Linked DNA regions of Homo sapiens: region 1 is linked to region 2. The links are chromatin contacts, found by Hi-C in ENCODE. All regions are on one chromosome and are shown on one strand. The core of a region is the stretch at or near the end of the contact, and the rest is flanking DNA. Distances in the headings are between cores, read along the strand shown.

Region 1 (3,364 bases), core at 496-2,995, 320 kb after region 2:
TAGCACGTGCACGCTGTCTCTTTCCTGTTACTCTCATTTATCTCTTCCACTCTGTTTGTCACTCAGTCTCTCTGTGTGTGTCTCTTTCGCTAGCGCACTTTCTCTGCAGGGCTTGCGCTCTCGCTCCCTATCTTTCTCACAGTCTTGCCCGTCTCTCCCTCAGTCTCTTTCTGATCCATTCTGTCTCTCTGTGTCTCTGCCTGTCACTGTGTCGCTCGCTAGTTCATGTGTGTCTCCGTCTTTCCCTAGTGCTCTCTTGTCTCTCCATTTCTCTCTCAGTCTATTTCCCCAGCAGTTCATCTTTGTGGGTCCCTAGCGCACCTGTTCAATGTCGTTCGCTGTGTCTCTGCCCGTCTCCGTGTCTCTCCAACTCTCTTGTTTCTGCGTCTCCCTCGGGTTCTCTGGGTGTCTCCTTCTGTCTCTCACTGGCACGTGTGCGCTTGCTCTGTCTTTCTCGGACCCTCTTGTCTCTGTGTCTCTCCGTGTGGTTTCTGTCTCTCCCTGCCTAAGTTCTCTCTGCATTACTCTGCCTCTCTCTCCATTGATCTCTAACACTCTACTGCTTGTCTCACCTGTCTCTCAAGCTATCTCTTTAGTGTGTGCACTCTCTCGTTGGTTTCTCTGTCCTTCACTTTCCTGTCACCCCAGGACTCTGGCTAAACACTTGCTTTGTATCTTTGAGTGTGTGCGCATCTCTATTTCTCTACATCTTTTTCCCATGGCCCCTCACCTTGGTTTTTCTCTGGCTGGATCTCTGTCTCTTTGGATCTCTGTCTCCCTGTGGACTTTATTTTGCCGTGGAAACCACCTGCCGCCCCGGCCACCGCGGGCTTTGGTTAAAAAACCCTTAGTTTATCAGCAGTGCAATGGAGACTGGAAAATGCAGAGAGGATGCCTATTGAGCTCCCCTACCCTCACCCTCCACAGCCCCATCCCCATTCCCAATTTGGCATCCTCTTTGCTTTCTCCGGATCTGCTTGGTGTCGGTGACAGCCGAGGGGAGTGGGAAAGGAGCTGGGGAGAAAGGCAAAAGAGGCAGGGGTGCAGGGTGGTGGAGAGAGTCAGAAAGGCAGGGCGAGAGAGACTGAGAGGCAGAGAGACAAAAAGGAAATGAGAGACAGCGAAAGAATGAGATACATACAGAGAGACAGAGAGAATGTGAGCAACAGAGAGGGAGAAAGAAAGAAAAAAGAAGAAATGGGAGCGTGAGAGTGAGAGAGAATGAGAGAGCAAGACAGACTGGGAGAGACGCAGACAGAAAAAGCAAAAAATAATAAGAAAAGAGAACAAGCAGAGGAAGAGGGAAAGGATGAGGAAAAAACGAGAGAATGGAGAGGAAGGGGGAAAAGAACGCACGAGAAAAAGTGAGAGAGAAAACGCGAGGGCGGGAGGATGGCTAGGGAAAGGCGAGAAGGGGCCGCACCGCGGGCCACCGCGCCTGGTAGCTCAGCAGCCGTCGGGACGCTTCAGAGGGGGCGTCGTGGGCTCCCAGGCTCGGGGCCCTGCCGGGTGCTGGGGGCCACGGAGCCCGGAGTAGGGCCGGGCTGCTTACCTGTTGCTGCTGCAGACGTGGCGTCGCGGGCGCCGCGTGCAGGTCCTTCGGGGCTCCTCGCGCTCGTCCCGGCCGCCTCTCGGGGCTCGGGCGGCTGCGAGCTGGCACGGGGCAGCGGGCGCTGCGGGCGCGGCAGGAGCGGGGCACAGCGTCTGTGCCCGCACGTCCGGCCAGCGCGCCGCGCTGCAAGCTCTGAGAGGCAGCGGGGGCGCGCGGCGTCTTAAGGCAGCGCGGTGCCCTCACCTTGCGGTGCCGCCCTCCCCTCGGCCCCCGCCTGCGCCCGTGACGCACGAGGCCGCCGCAGCCCAGGGAGCGGGGCTGGCAGGTGGGGGGCCGTGCACCAGACCCCACTCAGATTTTCTCACTCCGGGTTCCCACCCCTGGGGCCCCGAGTCCACCGAGAGCTCACAGACTGGGGATTGTCACCGGGGCTGATTTTCGTGCAAACCCCGTGCCTTCCTAGCCCCCTGATTTCGGGCCAGCTCCCAGGCACAGACCCTGCACTATCCTTCCGATTCTTCCAAATAGGAGGGCCCGGGACTCCCCTCGACTTCTGAAAACCCTCCAAAGTATGAATAGCCCCTGAGCCCGAGAAAGGAATCGTGACTTTAATGTCAACGATTTTCCACGAATTTCTCTAGCTCCCAGGAAGAGCTAAGCGGCAGTGCTTTCCCTGTGGGATTTGGAAGCATTTCATTTAAGACAAGCCACATAATTACCCACTATATTCTTTGATTGAAGTATGTCTGTCTGTAAGTCAGTCAGCATCTCTCCCTCTCTCCCTCTTTCTCCCCCTCTCTCTGCCAGGTACTGTGTTAAACTGTTTACACAGAGAATACCGCTGAATCTTTACCCCAGCCTTGTGAGATAAGTACCGCTATTATCTTCATTTTATAGAGACAGAAGCAGAAGCCAAGAAAGATTACCCTACTTGCCTAAGTTCAAGTAAATATTGCACACGTTCTATTAGCCAAGACATTCTGGTCTCTCCTAAACACATACTGGGTATTTGTTGTATATCAGGACTGAGGAGGCCCCCTCTTCCCTGCCCCCAGAAGGTAGGGAAGGTGACCCAGACCAGGGATCATTTGCATTAGATTTCCAAGGGATTAGGAGGTGTTTTCTAGGCAGGGCACAAGGGGAAATGTGTTCTGTAAAAAGAAGATGCATGGGGTAAAACTAGGGCTGCAAGAGAGACTTGAGTTCCAAAGGCTGGGAAAACAGGCTGCAGCATGGTGAGTGCCAGGAGGTTAGCTGGTTAAACTGGGTAGAGACAAATCCTGAGGGGTCTTGAATGCCAGTCTGCAGACTTCGGACTTTACCCTGAGATCCCTGGAGGTCGTCGGAGAGTCGTTTTATTATGAAAGACTTCAAGCATACACAAACGTAATGAGAATAATAAAATAATCCTCCATGTTCCTATTACCCAGCCTTCACAAGGGTAAATAATTTGCCATTCTTGTTCATTGGTGGGTTTTAGGTAGGGCGATATTCTAAAATCAGGGCTGGTGTTGGATGGAGAAAGCTGAAGGGAGGCTGTGGCAGGAGACAAAGAGGGTCTTGACAGGTCCAACAGAGCGGGGCAAGCAGAGACCTACAGAGAGGCAAATTGACAGGGAATAAGGGCAAGGAGGTGTTGGGGAGGGTCTAGAATGAGCACAGGGTTTGGAGTTGGTTGATGGGCTGGATGGAGATACCTCCTCCCCTTCTCGTCACCTGCCTCTGAGACAGGGAGATGAGACAGGTGTATAATCGGGCCTCAAGAATGCTCTTTGGATCTGGAGTCCTGCATTTGCTCTTAGATCATTTGTC
Region 2 (3,600 bases), core at 185-2,684:
AATAAGTGTAAAAAACTCTTGAGTACCTTCCTCTGGATGAACTGGAACAGTAATTGAAAGATATTATATATGCTCATATAATACACAAGAAAAAATAGCAAAATCAACTTTCTCCTAAACTAAAATGCTCATACATCAATTAAAGGAAATCTTTATGAGATGAAGTAGGAGGAAAAAAATAGTATTGATTTGTTTGTTTCTGGAGTAGAGTGAAGTCAAATAAAGGCAAACTGAACCACTTTATCCAGGGCCTCTGTATGAAGAATGTTCTTATCCATTCCTCCCCTACCAAACAGTAAGTGATAATAATAACAAGAGTCAACACTCATAGAGCACTGAACACTTACACAAGCATTTTACAATTAAAACCTTATTTTAACCTTACAATAACTCTTTAAGGTAGGTATTATGCCAGTGCTGTTTCCATTTTACAGGTGGGGAAACCCAGGCATAGAGAGGTTAAGCAAATCATCCAAAGGTACAAAGCCAGGAAATGCCAAAGACAGAAATTGAACCAAAACATTCTAGCTGCAGAGTCCATGCTCTTAACCACTTTTTGGGAGAAAACGTTTCTGAAGATTTGTTTAAAAAGCCAAGGTTGGGCTGGGCGTGGTGGTTCATGCCTGTAATCCCAGCACTCTGGGAGGCCGAGGCGGGTGGATCACTTGAACCCAGGAGTTCAAAACCAGCCTGGCCGACATGGTGAAACCCCGTCTGTACTAAAAATACAAAGAATTAGCCGAGTGTGGTGGCAGTCGCCTGTAATTCCAGCTACTCGGGAGGCTGAGGCAGAAGAATTGCTTGAACCTGGGAGGCGGAAGTTGCAGTGAGCTGAGATCGTGCCACTGCACTCCAGGCTGGGTGATGGAGTAAGACTCTGTCAAAAAATAAAAAAGCCCATGTCTGCCACATGTTCTTCTCCTTAAGTGTATAGTAACACTAGGCCGGGTGTGGTGGCTCACGCCTGAAATCCCAGCACTTTGGGAGGCTAAGGCAGGCAGATCACTTGAGGTCAGCAGTTCAAGACCAGCCTGGCCAACATGGCGAAATCCCATCGCTACTAAAAATACAAAATTGCCATGCGTGGTGGCACATGCCTGTAGTCTCAGCTACTCAGGAGGCTGAGGCAGGAGAATCGCTTGAACCTGGGAAGCAGAGGTTGCAGTGAGCCGAGATCTCACCACTGCACTCCAGCCTGGGGGTGGAGTGTATTGTATATGCTATATAATATATATATTATATATTATACATATATATATATATATATATATAGAATACCAGGGGAGTATTCCCAAGAGAATATTTTTTTGCTGACTAAGAAAGAAAGGGAAGAAGACCAAAACAAACATTACCAGTAACTCTGAGAGAATAAAAAACTGCCAGTTCCTCTGCTGTAATGCCATCCTGAATCACAAGCTGGAAAACCCCTATTCTAAAGTGAAACCTTTAGCCAACCAACTTCCCTGGTTGTTGCTCTCTCAGAGCAGTGAGAACTTAAGTTGGGGCCTTACCTGAACTTGACTGGGGGCTTATCTGGCCCCTTCACGATCAGATAATAGTCAGTCTGGTTTGCTCAAATCACTTTGGGGCCGACAAGATAGTGAGAAGTAATGGAAACTTACTATCACTGCATTCTGAATTCATTTAGGAACAGTACAGGTCTGACTCAGGTCTCTCACCTCCTTGGCCCTGACTCTTTTCCAAGGAACTCAAACAAACCAGTAAGAAAAAAAAACAAATAATCCCATCAAAAAGCAGGCAAATGACATGAACACACACTTCTTAAAAGAAGACTTACAAATGGCCAACCAACATATGAAGAAATGCTCAGTATCACTAATCATCAGAGAAATGCAAATTAAAACCATGAGATACCACCTCCGCCCAGCCAGAATGGCCATTATTAAAAAGTAAAAAATAATAGATGTTGGTGTGGATGTGGTGAAAAGGGAACACTTACACACTGCTGGTGGGAATGTTAGTACATTAGTACTAACATTAGTACAGCCTCTTTGGAAAGCACTACAGAGTTTTCTCAAAGCTAAAAGTAGATCTACCATTCCATCCAGCAATCTCACTACTGAGTATTTAGCCAAAGGAAAAGAACTCATTAAATCCTCTTATTGTTTCTTGATCACTAATCAGTCCCTCTCCTTCATTTAAAATCTTACCGTCTCCCCTCCCAGAGTTACCACTTCAGTTTCCATCTCCTCTGCCTGTCACTTCCAGAAAACAGAAAGCATGTTTCACTTGGCAGCAGGGGGCACAGTGGCTCCAGCCTGGCCATGTACTGGCTGTGGGATGGGCAAGGCAGTAAACCTGTCTGGACTTCAGCTTCTTCTCTATTTAATAGAGATAGTCATTTCTCCCAGGATACTAGACCCAATGATTTACAGATTTACTTCAGCTCTAAGAAATATGATTCACAGAACACTTCATATTTCACATGATAATAACAAAAAATACTTTGTTTTTTGTTTTGTTTTGTTTTGTTTTTTTGAGATGGAGTCTCACTCTGTCCCCCAGGCTGGAGTACAGTGGCATGAACTTGGCGCACTGCAACCTCCGCCTACCGAGTTCAAGCGATTCTCCTGCCTCAGCCTCTTAAGTAGCTGGGACTACAGGTGCGCACCACCAAGCCGAGCTAATTTGTATTTTTAGTAGAGATGGGGTTTCGCCATGTTGCCCAGATTGGTCTTGAACTCCTGGCCTCAAGTGATCCACCCGCCTCGGCCTCCCACAGTGCTGGGATTACAGGCGTCAGCCAACGTGCCCAGCCAGCCACTGCACCTGGCCCAAAAAACACTTTGTTGTTGATCATGTTTAAACTCTTACAACACAGGAATAGAAAATTTTTTCATACTGAAGTAGATTTCCATAGTGCCAGGAGAATAAACAAGTGGGAAATTTAGCAAGAACAAAGGCATTATAACTAAACAAGTATAATTTGGAAAAGGGGAGAATTTTTCTCACAATATTTTTTCTTTTCTTTTTCTTTTGTTTGCTTGGTTTTGTTGTTGTTGTTGTTGTTTGTTTGTTTGTTTTCACATGGAGTCTTGCTCTGTCTCCCAAGCTGGAATGCAGTGATGTGATTTTGGCTCACTGCAGCCTCCGCCTCCCAGGCTCAAGCGATTCTCCTGCCTCAGCCTCCCAAGTAGTTGGGATTACAGGCTTGCACTACCACGCCCGGCTAATTTGCTTTTGTATTTTTAGTAGAAACAAGGTTTCACCATGTTGGCCAGGCTGGTCTTGGACTCCTGACCTCAAGCGATCTGCCCGCCTCAGCCTCCCAAAGTGCTGGGATTACAGGCTTTTCAGCCATCACACCCGGCCAAATTTCTCAAATATATTAACTTATTTAAGTTTGAAGCTGATAGTTTAGACAACTGTTTAGCAATAGTAAACTCTTTCCAAGGTAAAAAGAGAGGGGTTTTTTCTGCATTATATGGGCTGACTGGTAAATTTTCTATATGATCATGATCTCTAGTGAAATTTAATTAATTAAAATAAAAACAAATAAATGCAGTTCACCACTATTTGTTAAATATGCTGTGCCTACAAGGATAAAAAAAAAATGGTCACTACTTTTCTTTCATGAAA

What was found. Hi-C counts contacts between places; a loop is a spot of excess contacts on that map. Pooled maps may share reads with other maps.
Region 1: a pooled map shows a loop between it and region 2 (8-fold over the local background). The contact joins the promoter of GPR101 here to the enhancer-like site in region 2. A Hi-C loop is called at or near these places in 2 of 37 single-sample maps with no recorded cell type and 5 of 50 pooled maps.

What each region holds. Positions count from the first base shown.
Region 1 is chrX:137,032,250-137,035,613 of GRCh38, forward strand. It overlaps GPR101 (G protein-coupled receptor 101), which reads right to left and starts at 1,746. Exons shown (of 2, transcript NM_054021.2): 1 at 1,553-1,746.
Region 2 is chrX:136,709,082-136,712,681 of GRCh38, forward strand. The region is part of intron 7 of ARHGEF6 (Rac/Cdc42 guanine nucleotide exchange factor 6); the gene reads right to left. Among named protein-coding and RNA genes, the nearest start is that of CD40LG, 63 kb to the left of the region's middle. Within about 2 kb of position 1,435, at least 7 of the 41 ENCODE cell types and tissues checked have a DNase peak (open chromatin) inside an H3K27ac peak, as active enhancers do.